Linked DNA regions of Homo sapiens: region 1 is linked to region 2. A link is a contact called in ENCODE POLR2A ChIA-PET data. All regions are on one chromosome and are shown on one strand. The core of a region is the stretch at or near the end of the contact, and the rest is flanking DNA. Distances in the headings are between cores, read along the strand shown. Region 1 overlaps CDKN2B-AS1 (CDKN2B and CDKN2A antisense cis and trans regulatory RNA 1). Region 2 has its middle 19 kb from the start of MTAP.

The links. ChIA-PET counts read pairs that join two places held with the same protein, here RNA polymerase II (POLR2A).
Region 1: POLR2A ChIA-PET joins it to region 2 with 10 read pairs in naive thymus-derived CD4-positive, alpha-beta T cell. The contact joins two enhancer-like sites. POLR2A ChIA-PET finds 5 or more read pairs at or near these places in 2 of 52 experiments (HEK293 and naive thymus-derived CD4-positive, alpha-beta T cell).

The regions. Positions count from the first base shown.
Region 1 is chr9:22,050,317-22,055,322 of GRCh38, forward strand. All of the region lies in intron 6 of CDKN2B-AS1 (CDKN2B and CDKN2A antisense cis and trans regulatory RNA 1), which reads left to right. Among named protein-coding and RNA genes, the nearest start is that of CDKN2B, 44 kb to the left of the region's middle. Within about 2 kb of position 2,380, at least 5 of the 41 ENCODE cell types and tissues checked have a DNase peak (open chromatin) inside an H3K27ac peak, as active enhancers do.
Region 2 is chr9:21,780,919-21,785,934 of GRCh38, forward strand. No RefSeq gene overlaps it. Among named protein-coding and RNA genes, the nearest start is that of MTAP, 19 kb to the right of the region's middle. Within about 2 kb of position 1,438, at least 3 of the 41 ENCODE cell types and tissues checked have a DNase peak (open chromatin) inside an H3K27ac peak, as active enhancers do.

The sequences.
Region 1 (5,006 bases), core at 1,130-3,629, 270 kb after region 2:
TGCAATTGATTACGTATAGAGCCAGGGAGTCCTGACCCCTTTTCAGTTTTTCTTCCTCTGTACTGCTGTGATGACTGTGGAAGTGAAGTACTTCTTTGGCTGCCAAGGAAGTCCCAGCTGAAAGGTAACCAAAGGAAAGGAGTATTTGGGAGCAGCATGGCTGAAATCCAGTTAACAGTTAAAATCCCGTTGGGCAATTTCTCGTTAATTGACAACAGGAATTGCTGTCACTGTCCTGTCTAGCCACTTTCAAACGGTGGGGATGTTAGCAAGAGCTCCCAGTGAATGCTTCCTAGGAGAGCAGTGATTGCTTTGGCTAGCTTCTTCTGTAGCAGTTTTCTGGCGGTGAAAAGTCTGTACTAAGACAATTGGAGGTGGTAATCATTTTCTAATAACCACCTCAGGCTTTTGGCACCTAATTCGCTGGCACTGTCTAGGGAAGCTCCTTATGCTAACTCATGCTTCTTGCCATGTCAATCTGCTTATCTAATTTTGCTGGGAAATCTGATATCACCCTTCAAATAGTTCACCTCAGTGGGATCCAGTGTGTGACCTGCAAAGTGCTCAAGGAAGAGTCTGATCAGCTCTGACAAGCAAACAGCAGAAAGAAGTTTTGAAAAAACGGCTACCGTTTTTGCAGCTTTTTCACTGTGGTTCCATGGTGTTTGAAATCAGAATGTAATATTGAGTTAATGACACAAGGAAACACTTGGATGTTCATATTGTCTACTTGGTTTTCATGAACCTCACATGGACTGGCTTCATCCTGTTTCAGAGTCCATTCAACTGTAATTTCCACTCTACTTCCTGTGCAGGCCTTCCTCTGGTTTGTGGGCTGTACATTTCAGCCTGCTCCTTTAAGGGGCCCCCTGAGCTGAAAATGAAAGAGACATTTTGTTGCTTCTGCTACCTGCTTATCGTCCAATCCCAATCTCAGATTTTCTTTTTCTATTTTTTAAACCCGAGTAGCACTTTTCCAACTAGTGTGTAGTTTTTCTTTCAATTCTCTGCTCTTCACAGTAATTAAACAAGAGCTAGCCTCCTTTTCCAAATCTTGTTTTTGTAATACCTTTATTCCCAAAGAGTTATGCTTATAAGAGTAACATAAATGTGTTAAACTTGGTATTGATTTGATGATTTCATAAACCCCAGACTCCTTGAAATTCTGCAGGTTTTTGTGAAAGGACTTGCTTAAAATCTTTGCTAATCTACCTGAATTTTCTTCCAAAGGCAGTTATATACAATGTTTCTTAAAACTAATTCTCCAAATTTGCAATTTGGCAGCATCCTACTGGGACTCTAGAAGGCTGATAAATCATGGAGAGTAGGTATTCATATAGGAACTATGAAAGCTGTATGTAGTAAACACTACTTAAGAAGGCCTTACATTTCATAAAAAGTTGGAGATTTTTGTGGAGACTCATAAAATGCATCCTTTATATCAGTGAAGTTTTTGCTTCTAGGTATATTATACTCACATCGAAACACTCCAGGGATTTTGTTTTCAGCCTGCATATACCACGTATATTTATTATCTGGATAGATAAATTAGACGTATACATTTAAAGGAGTTTGCATCAGCTGCTGCTAGGAAGTTTTTCTTGTGTTAGTTAAGATCCTGTGAAACAACCCTTGACATTTCACTAGCTGCACAGTTTGTAATAAAATCCATTTTAGCCTGAGGTTAAATCATGACTGTGGTCCTCACATCATGGTGGGGGATCCTGGTGGCCAGATTAAAGGAAACTCCACATTCTCATTTCTGACTTCCCTACAACCTTGTATTAAGACCTTAATTGAAAAACTTATTGCCTCTCTCACCAAAATATTTCAAATTTTAATAGTTTCCCCCAATGAAATTACAAGTACTATTTTACTTTTTTCAGTGCCCTTGGAATTTCGAGGCTGGATGGGGGGCTTCAATGTCTGACTCATTAAGTGTTCTATATACAAAGCCCTACATGGTCCCTAGAGCATAGCAGGCATTCAGTGAATGAAATGAATGAATGAAAAGCTAGAGTCACATTTTAGTGACCTAACTGTATATTTTCAGAGTAATGTAGTGCTTAAAAAAGGACAATGATAACACGTTTCTACAAAGAGATGCATGACAGATAACACTTCTCAAGAAGAAGGAATTTAGCTTCTGTCATTTGATCTAGGTTTTCAATTACAGAAGCATTGAGAATTTCCTGTGGCTGGATAAGGGCGAATCTTTAAGGCAAGTTGAAGACCCAGGCTGCCCATGTGGACATCAATACTCCCACAGAGCACTCTTCATGAAGAAAAGTGTGGGCTTGCTGTCTTTTCATCAAAACTCGTAGAATTTGGCTGACTGCCTGGTTTATCCCAGGACATTAGTCAGCCCACAAATCCCGCATTTGTTTATTCAGTCCAGAGCAAGTGAATACTGCCATTTTCTCATCTCCTTTGTTGGCAACACTTTGTTAACCTGAATTGGGTTCTCAACATAAAATGAAGTGACTAATCTTTTGGGGGGTTCCCCCTCCCAGGTTCTTGTATGAGCAACTAAATCTACACACCACAAAGCCCCATGCTGTCATTTTTTCTCATCCTGCCCCTTTATTTTGATGATTCCACATTGTAGTTCATGAAACCAATACCTTCTAGAGTGTGGCTGAACTGGCGCCAGCATTAAGAAAAGGAGTTTCCAAACTTTTTAGTTTTGTGAGAAAATGTTAGAGGAAGAGGGAGGTTAGGTTGACTATTTATACTTATGTAATCTTCTGTGAATTTGCAGTAGTTATCACCTTGTACTCTCAAAAGTTTTCTAGCTCTGAGTATGTGAATCTGAAAGTGCAGGAAGTAGGAATCTTAGCACAAAACAACCAGTTTGGATTATCACACAATTAATATGGGACGGAGCTGGAGGATGGACCTGAACAGAATGTATATTCTTTATCACTAGGTTATTTATCTATCTACAGATGTCTAGAAAGACCTGGGCTTTTTTAGCAAACGTTTGAGAATCTAGGTTTCTAAGTTTCCATTGACCATGAAAGAGTGATTAGTTTTAGAAGACAGTTGGGGGCAACATTGTGCAAGTCAGAAGAGGGGATGAAGAAAATCATAAAGCTAAACATGTTTGCCATAGGCCCAGGCTGTTTTTCAGCATGTTTCACCTAGCAGCTTGGCAGATAATTCCCAGTGATCATTAGGTCTGTGGAAATTCTGTTTGGTTTATAAAGTTTTGGCCCTGACTATGTGTACCACTGATAACTTGTTTTTCTCTCTCTTCCCTTTTCCTCCAACTCGTAGCCAGAGCTACCTTCCAGATGACTTCTTTCTACCACTTTCTTTCTTCCCAGTGTAAGAGAATGCAAGTATATGCTGATGTTTGGAGCAAGAACATTCAAAAATTTTCTTATTAACATAACTTCTAATGGAAATACAGTATACTACTATGGTGCATACAAAGAAGAAATAGCAACATATATTTGTTTTAGACCTGATTGCTGTATTTTATTCCTTAGGTCCTCCTTGATGTCTTGTAGACCGTCACTAGCTAATTGTTACAGCCATCGAAGGAAAAAATAAGGATTTTTACTTAGGACATACGTAACAGAAAAAGAGATGGTTTAGCAAAAAAGCACAGGCTTTGCAATAAGCAGCCTTAAATTAAAAAAAAAAAAGTTAACTCATAACTAACTGTGTGACCTGGGATAAGTTACTGACCCTCTTTAGGGCTTAGGGTCCTAATCTGCAAAACGGAAATTATAATAATAACCTTAGCTAGCATTTCTTGTGCACATACTATAAGCTGGTGATAAACAATTTATACACACTATCTCATTTAATCCTCACAACAATCCTGTGAGATAGGTACTATTATCATTTCTATTTTACAGATGAAGAATCCAGACATAAGAAGTGAAGTTAAGTAACTTTCTCAAGGTCGCACAGCTACCATATGATGGAGCTGGAATGTGAATCTCTGCAGTTTGACGCCAGAGTGCATGCTCTTAGTCACTACATTTGTCTACAAATCTAAAACACGTAAGACACATAGGAGGTGCTCAGTTAGTGGTATCTATTATTAAATCAGACTATAAATAATCACCAGGCAATACTTGAAAGGCCACAAACAATTTCTTAGGATTTGTGACAATACTAATAATTATAACTGATTATGAGCATACCTTGTGTCAGGCACTTCTTTTCATAGTATTTCAGTCATTATTTAAGAGATTTATTCTTATTTTTATTTTTCTAGTGAGAAAACTGAGGCTCAAAAAAGCCGACAAATTTGTTTAGGATTACAAAAATATCAAATGATAGGATTGAAAATCAAATCCATATCCTTTCTATGTGAAAACCTGTGTTCTTTCAGCTTTTTTTATTTTTATTTTTTTATTTTTTATTTATTTTTTTAAATTTTTATTTATTTTATTTTTTTATTTTATAAGCCTTTTTATTTTTATTTATTTTACTTTATTTGTTGTTGCTGGTGTTTTTTTCTTGAGACAGAGTCTCACTCTGTCTCAGCTCACTGTAACTTCTGCCTCCCGGGTTCAAGCAATTCTCCTGCCTCTGCCTCCCAAGGAGCTGGGATTACAGGCACCTGCCACCATGCCTGGCTCACTTTTGTATTTTTAGTAGAGATGGGGTTTCACCATGTTGGCCAGGCTGGTCTCGAACTCCTGACCTCAAGTGATCTGCCTGCCTTGGCCTCCCAAAGTGCTGGGATTTACAGGCATGAGCCACCACGCCCAGCCTGCCTGATTTTTAAAATTATTAAATTCATATTTGTTATTTATCAGATGCCTCTGCCACTTTATTTTTTAAAAATTTATTTTTATTAAGGTATAGTTAACAAATAAAAATTCTATATATTTATTGTGTACAGTGGAATGTTTTGATATATGTATACATTGTGAAATGGTTAAATCAAACTAAGATATCTGTCATCTCATATGCATGCCATATTTTTGTGGTGAGAACATTTATGATCTACTCTCTTAGCAATTTTTAATATTCTGCTGTTT
Region 2 (5,016 bases), core at 188-2,687:
ATACATATGTAACAAACCTGCACGTTGTGCACATGTACCCTAGAACTTAAAGTATAATTTAAAAAGGAGCTACGTTCTTAATATATTCATTTCAAAATTGATAATAGTAGTAGCTAATATTTGCTAAGCACTTACGATGTGTCAAGCACTGTTCTAAGTACTTTGTATATTTAATCTAATATAATCCTGAAACAACCTCATTCGTTAGCTACTATTAATATCTCTATGTTATAGGTGAGGAAACTGAAGTGCAAAGAAGCTTAATAAGTTTTTTCAAGTTCACTCAGCTACAAAAGGGAATAGGTGGAATTCAAACCTATGCAATGTGACCTCATGAAAATAGAACTATAGATTATTTTTTTCATGCTGTCCTATATTATGATTGAAATATTGCTCAAATTATTTTTAAAAGAAGGAATTTTCTGTAATCTTTTCCACTCCAAAAAAGCTAAATGTGTAGAAAACATATCTCTGTAGTGCTTTACCAAATTCTGTAGTATTTCTCTAACTCTTTGAGGATTACTTAGTCTAAAAAGCACCTGGGAAAACAAGGATCAGCACTCCACATCCTAGTATCATTCCTAATAAACCAGTTTCACCTATACCTTGATTAAAGAGAGTTAATGCCACCAGCTTCCAGGAACTATCAGCTCTACCGTGCCTGTTGGGACAAAGATTATTATCATATGTTCTCATTTACCTGGTGAACACACTGCACTCTACTGTAGGTGAACACTCCTACACTAAAGAAATAACTACAATCAAATTATAGAAAATCATACTTTCCTTGATTGCAGAGACATAGGTTAGAAAAAAATGTGTAACAACCTTTTTTTACCTTTTCATAAATAAAATCCTGCAGGGAATTCTCTAACTTGAACATTGTTAACAGATGACATACCAATCTCTTTTGCTTTCACTCAAGAACAAAGGTAAATCTGAGTGTCATCGTGTGTATACACTCAGTTTAGATTCCTTTTAGAGAAATAATATACTGGTTTGTCTTGCATAGTTTGGGGCCGCTGGATTGTGGTGACATTTTCAGTAAACCCCAAATGCTGATTAATCTCTCCAAACTAGTCCTCTTATCTAGCTCATTCCTAAGAATCAATATTCTTTAAAAAAATTTTCCAATATATAATCATTTAAATATTTTAGGGGCTTTTCCTATAAGTCTTCAGCGATAATCAAAGAGACCTGAGACAGAAGAAGAAAACAACAAATACACAGAAACTAATTTCCACCTGTGACAACTCCATTGATTTATCTTTGGAATAGAAACTGCTTTCATTCTCTTTGGAATGTGCTGATTTTTTTTTTCTTAGATTGTATCTCAGTGACCTGGGTTAAGTACAAGATACTCAGCAAGTTGTTCAGTAGGTAAAAGGAAGTCACTAATTTATCCCCTCTACCTATTGCCAAGCAAATTCACTTAGGGGTGAGGCTCCAGAAATGCTTTCTTCATGACTGACCAGCAGTTAGATGACATGGCTTCTGGGACAGAATGACGGCGTTAGCAGAGTCAGGGCTAAACTTTGTTAGTGCTTCTCACCTTTGCATAAGTCATTTCAACCAACAGTCTTGTTTTCACTTCCTGTCCAGGTGAAGAGAAGGGCAATGATTAAAACCTACTCCCTGGCATATTTGTAAAACATTTTGAATTTCTCCTAATGGGATTTTTTTTTTCTAGAAAGTGCAAAACACTAGATTACATTAACCATCTTTAATGCTACGCTGAGACAAATTATATAGATATAATTTATAAAGGAATAATTTTAATATATTAAGAGGCATTTCTATGTTGAAGGAGAAAATTTATGTATTTTATACATGACATTATATTTTATTTGATAATATATATAATATACATCTGCTAGTTGAGATTTCTCTTTTAAAAAAACTGTGTTACAAATTTATTTTTAAGAAAGTGGGTCTAATTGGAAATGGCATAAAGAAAGATTTCACTGGGACACAGGATGTTTTTGTAAATAAAGTATGATTCAGCATCAAATTTATAACAATTTAAACAAAAATTTAGGAAAGATTTCACAGGCCTCCAGCTGAAAGTTCTTTTTTTTAAATTCCAGTCAGCGTTTTTGGTTTTCCTTAAAGTGATCATGATTTGAAATGACTAGGAAGTACCTGCTGCCTTGCGTGGGAATAGAAATTTACTTCCTTAAACCTATACAGGGTTTGCTAGGATTTAATTTCTATGTAAGGCAGAGGTTAGAATATATTCACCTCTAATCAGTCTGTCCGGCTGTAAGATCCCTTTTCAGGAATTGTTTCTAGGACACACACACAAAAAATTGGTGGGGAAAACTACATTCTCATTTATTTCTTCCCTAACACTGGTTGTTTAAACCCACCCACAAATCAGAATTAAGTGCTTCTTCTCTGGGCCATAAACCTCCCACTTTGCTCCTTAAGTACACTCTCATGTCACTCTGCTTTGAATTAAAATTATTTGTTTTCAGGTTGACTTCCTCTAGTAGAGTATAAGCTCCTTAGAGGCCAAAATCTGTGTCTTATTCATTCAAGTGGACCCTACAGCTAGGGTGTCATATAATTTACTGTCCAATCTTGGACAATAGCTACAAGTGTACCTCTGGTCTCACACAGACTTGGTCCAGACTTGATTGTGATCTCATCTGTACAATGGGCATAATATGAGTAGACATCTTATATTACTTTGAGAAATAAATAAAATAATTCATAAAATATACTTAGCTCTATATCATGCCATTATATGTAGCAAGAATTTGGGGAGGAAAAGCTTGTTGAGTCCTTCAATTGAATCAAACCTCTTGCTTTTCTTCCAATTTTTAAGCTTTTCTTTCAACTCTTATTTCCCCTCTTATCTGAGCTTCAGATAACTTCGTTTTCTTTCTGTTTTTCTCTGGAATTGCTCTTAGGGCCTTGTGAGTTTTGTCCTTCTGTTTTCTTTTCTTTTCTTTTCTTTTGGCAGGAGGAGAGGGACATCTTTCAATTCATTCATTCAATGGGCATATGCAGAGGACTTCTTGTATGCTCAAGGTGGTAATGGAAATGTGCCAAAAAGCCTTTTTTTTTTTTTTTACTTTATTTCTTACTGTACCTCCATCTTTATCAATCTCTAATTTTTCCAATTCCTTCTCTAAGTATCTTGTTTTGAAGTCTGTATTTCCCATGTATGATAGTCTGGAATTTATACAACTCTGACTCCTTTGAGTTGAATTCTTATGTTCTTGTTTGGAAATGGCCCCCAGATTGGCACAGCACCAGTAAGAGTGGGATGCCAGCTTAATCAGCTATGCATTTATCTGTGTGATCTGCACCCACAGTTATGAACAGCTGAGCCAACCAAATGTAGTTAATGTCATCCCTTCATAATTATTCTCTAATCATGACCTGCTCCTCTCCAGTCTTATCACCTTGGTGTCTCTGAGGATAAGTGAAGATCTACTTGGGGGTAGAACTTGGTTTGGCTCACTTGCCCAAAACTCTAACAAAGTTACAGAGATACCAGTATCAGCTTTCCCATTGTTATCTACCACTAGTGATAGTATGTGCAGGTACTATTAACTAGAAACTGATGTTCAACTTAAAATAATAATGTCCACTTCAATCAAATCACCGGGTGAAGCAATGAATTCACCTTTGAAGGACTAAGATAATGTGTGTGATTCCCCTTACCATCTCTTTTCCCATCTTATACAGACTAGAAAACCTGTTGTGCATGTTTTTAATAAGGCATCAAAAACCATAAACTTTTCTTTTTCTTTTCACTGGACATCTGTGGACCTAATATAGGTATTCTGTAGAACACACACATGCCAGAGAATGCAGTGAGAGCAAAGCAATATGATGTTAGCCCAACCCACAAATTGGTGTGGGAGCCTTTGGAAAAAGTATAGCCTGTCACTTTCAGTTATCGAACTAAGAGACCATAACAAACATCTGAGCAGCTTTGAGTTTTCTGTTTTTGAACAAGACATTTCAGAGAGGTTGTGCAAAGTATATACTAAAATGCATGTATTTTAACTTGTCTAACATAATCTTGTGACTATTTTGGTGTAAAACACTCTTAGACTACTTGGGATTTTCTAAGAGTTGAACTTCGGAATTTTTAGAACATGGCTTAAAATTCAAAACTCAAAACTATAAATGGAGATTGTGACATAAGGGATTGAAAAGGGTGAGAATCATTCTGAAATGTGTATAGTCATACCATCATGATTCTAGATTTCAGGAACAGCACCTCATTTTTACCAAATAATAGATAAATATGAAGCCTCACCTGCACCACAGACCTGCCCTGTATAGTCAGCTGGCCAGTTGACTATGGGGTACACCTGATTAAAGGTTCCAATTTTCTGCCTCCAGTCTACCTTCAGACTTAAGACACAAACATCATGCCTGGTGCCATTTCCCTCACTCTGCCTCTCATATCATAGTTTCTCACACCCCTTTTTACTTAGCAATGTGATAGAGAAGGAAGACAAAGAACAATTGTTGGTGACTCGTAATATATCAGAAATTGTTACATGTTTTATTCGGTTAAATCCTGGGGCAATGATGCTGCTGCTGCTGCTGATGATGATGATGGTTTTATAGATAAATATAAGGCTTAGACAGTTTGCAGATCTTGATAAAGTGGAATCACCAATGAGTTTTGAAGGGTGAAAACTTGCACAAAGTCACACAGCCAAAACCGGTACTCTTGTCTCTACAACTCAGTGCCTTTCCACCACACTAAGTTGCTTCCCAGGGTGTCTGTCTGCATCTGTACTCTTCCTTCGATTTACAACAGCAGAAGACCCACTAAAAGCAGAGAATAATTGGCAAAGAACTTTGCACATAGCAGGTGTTCCACGTTTGTTCAATGAATATCAGATATAACTTGCAAGATAAAATTTGTTTTCTCAGAGATGAGCATAGCTCAGTAGCAGGGTCTTCCTCTCCTCTCCAGCCTATATCATGCAGACCAGTCTGGGCCCCAACGTGGTCACTAATTTTATGTGTCATCTTGGCTAG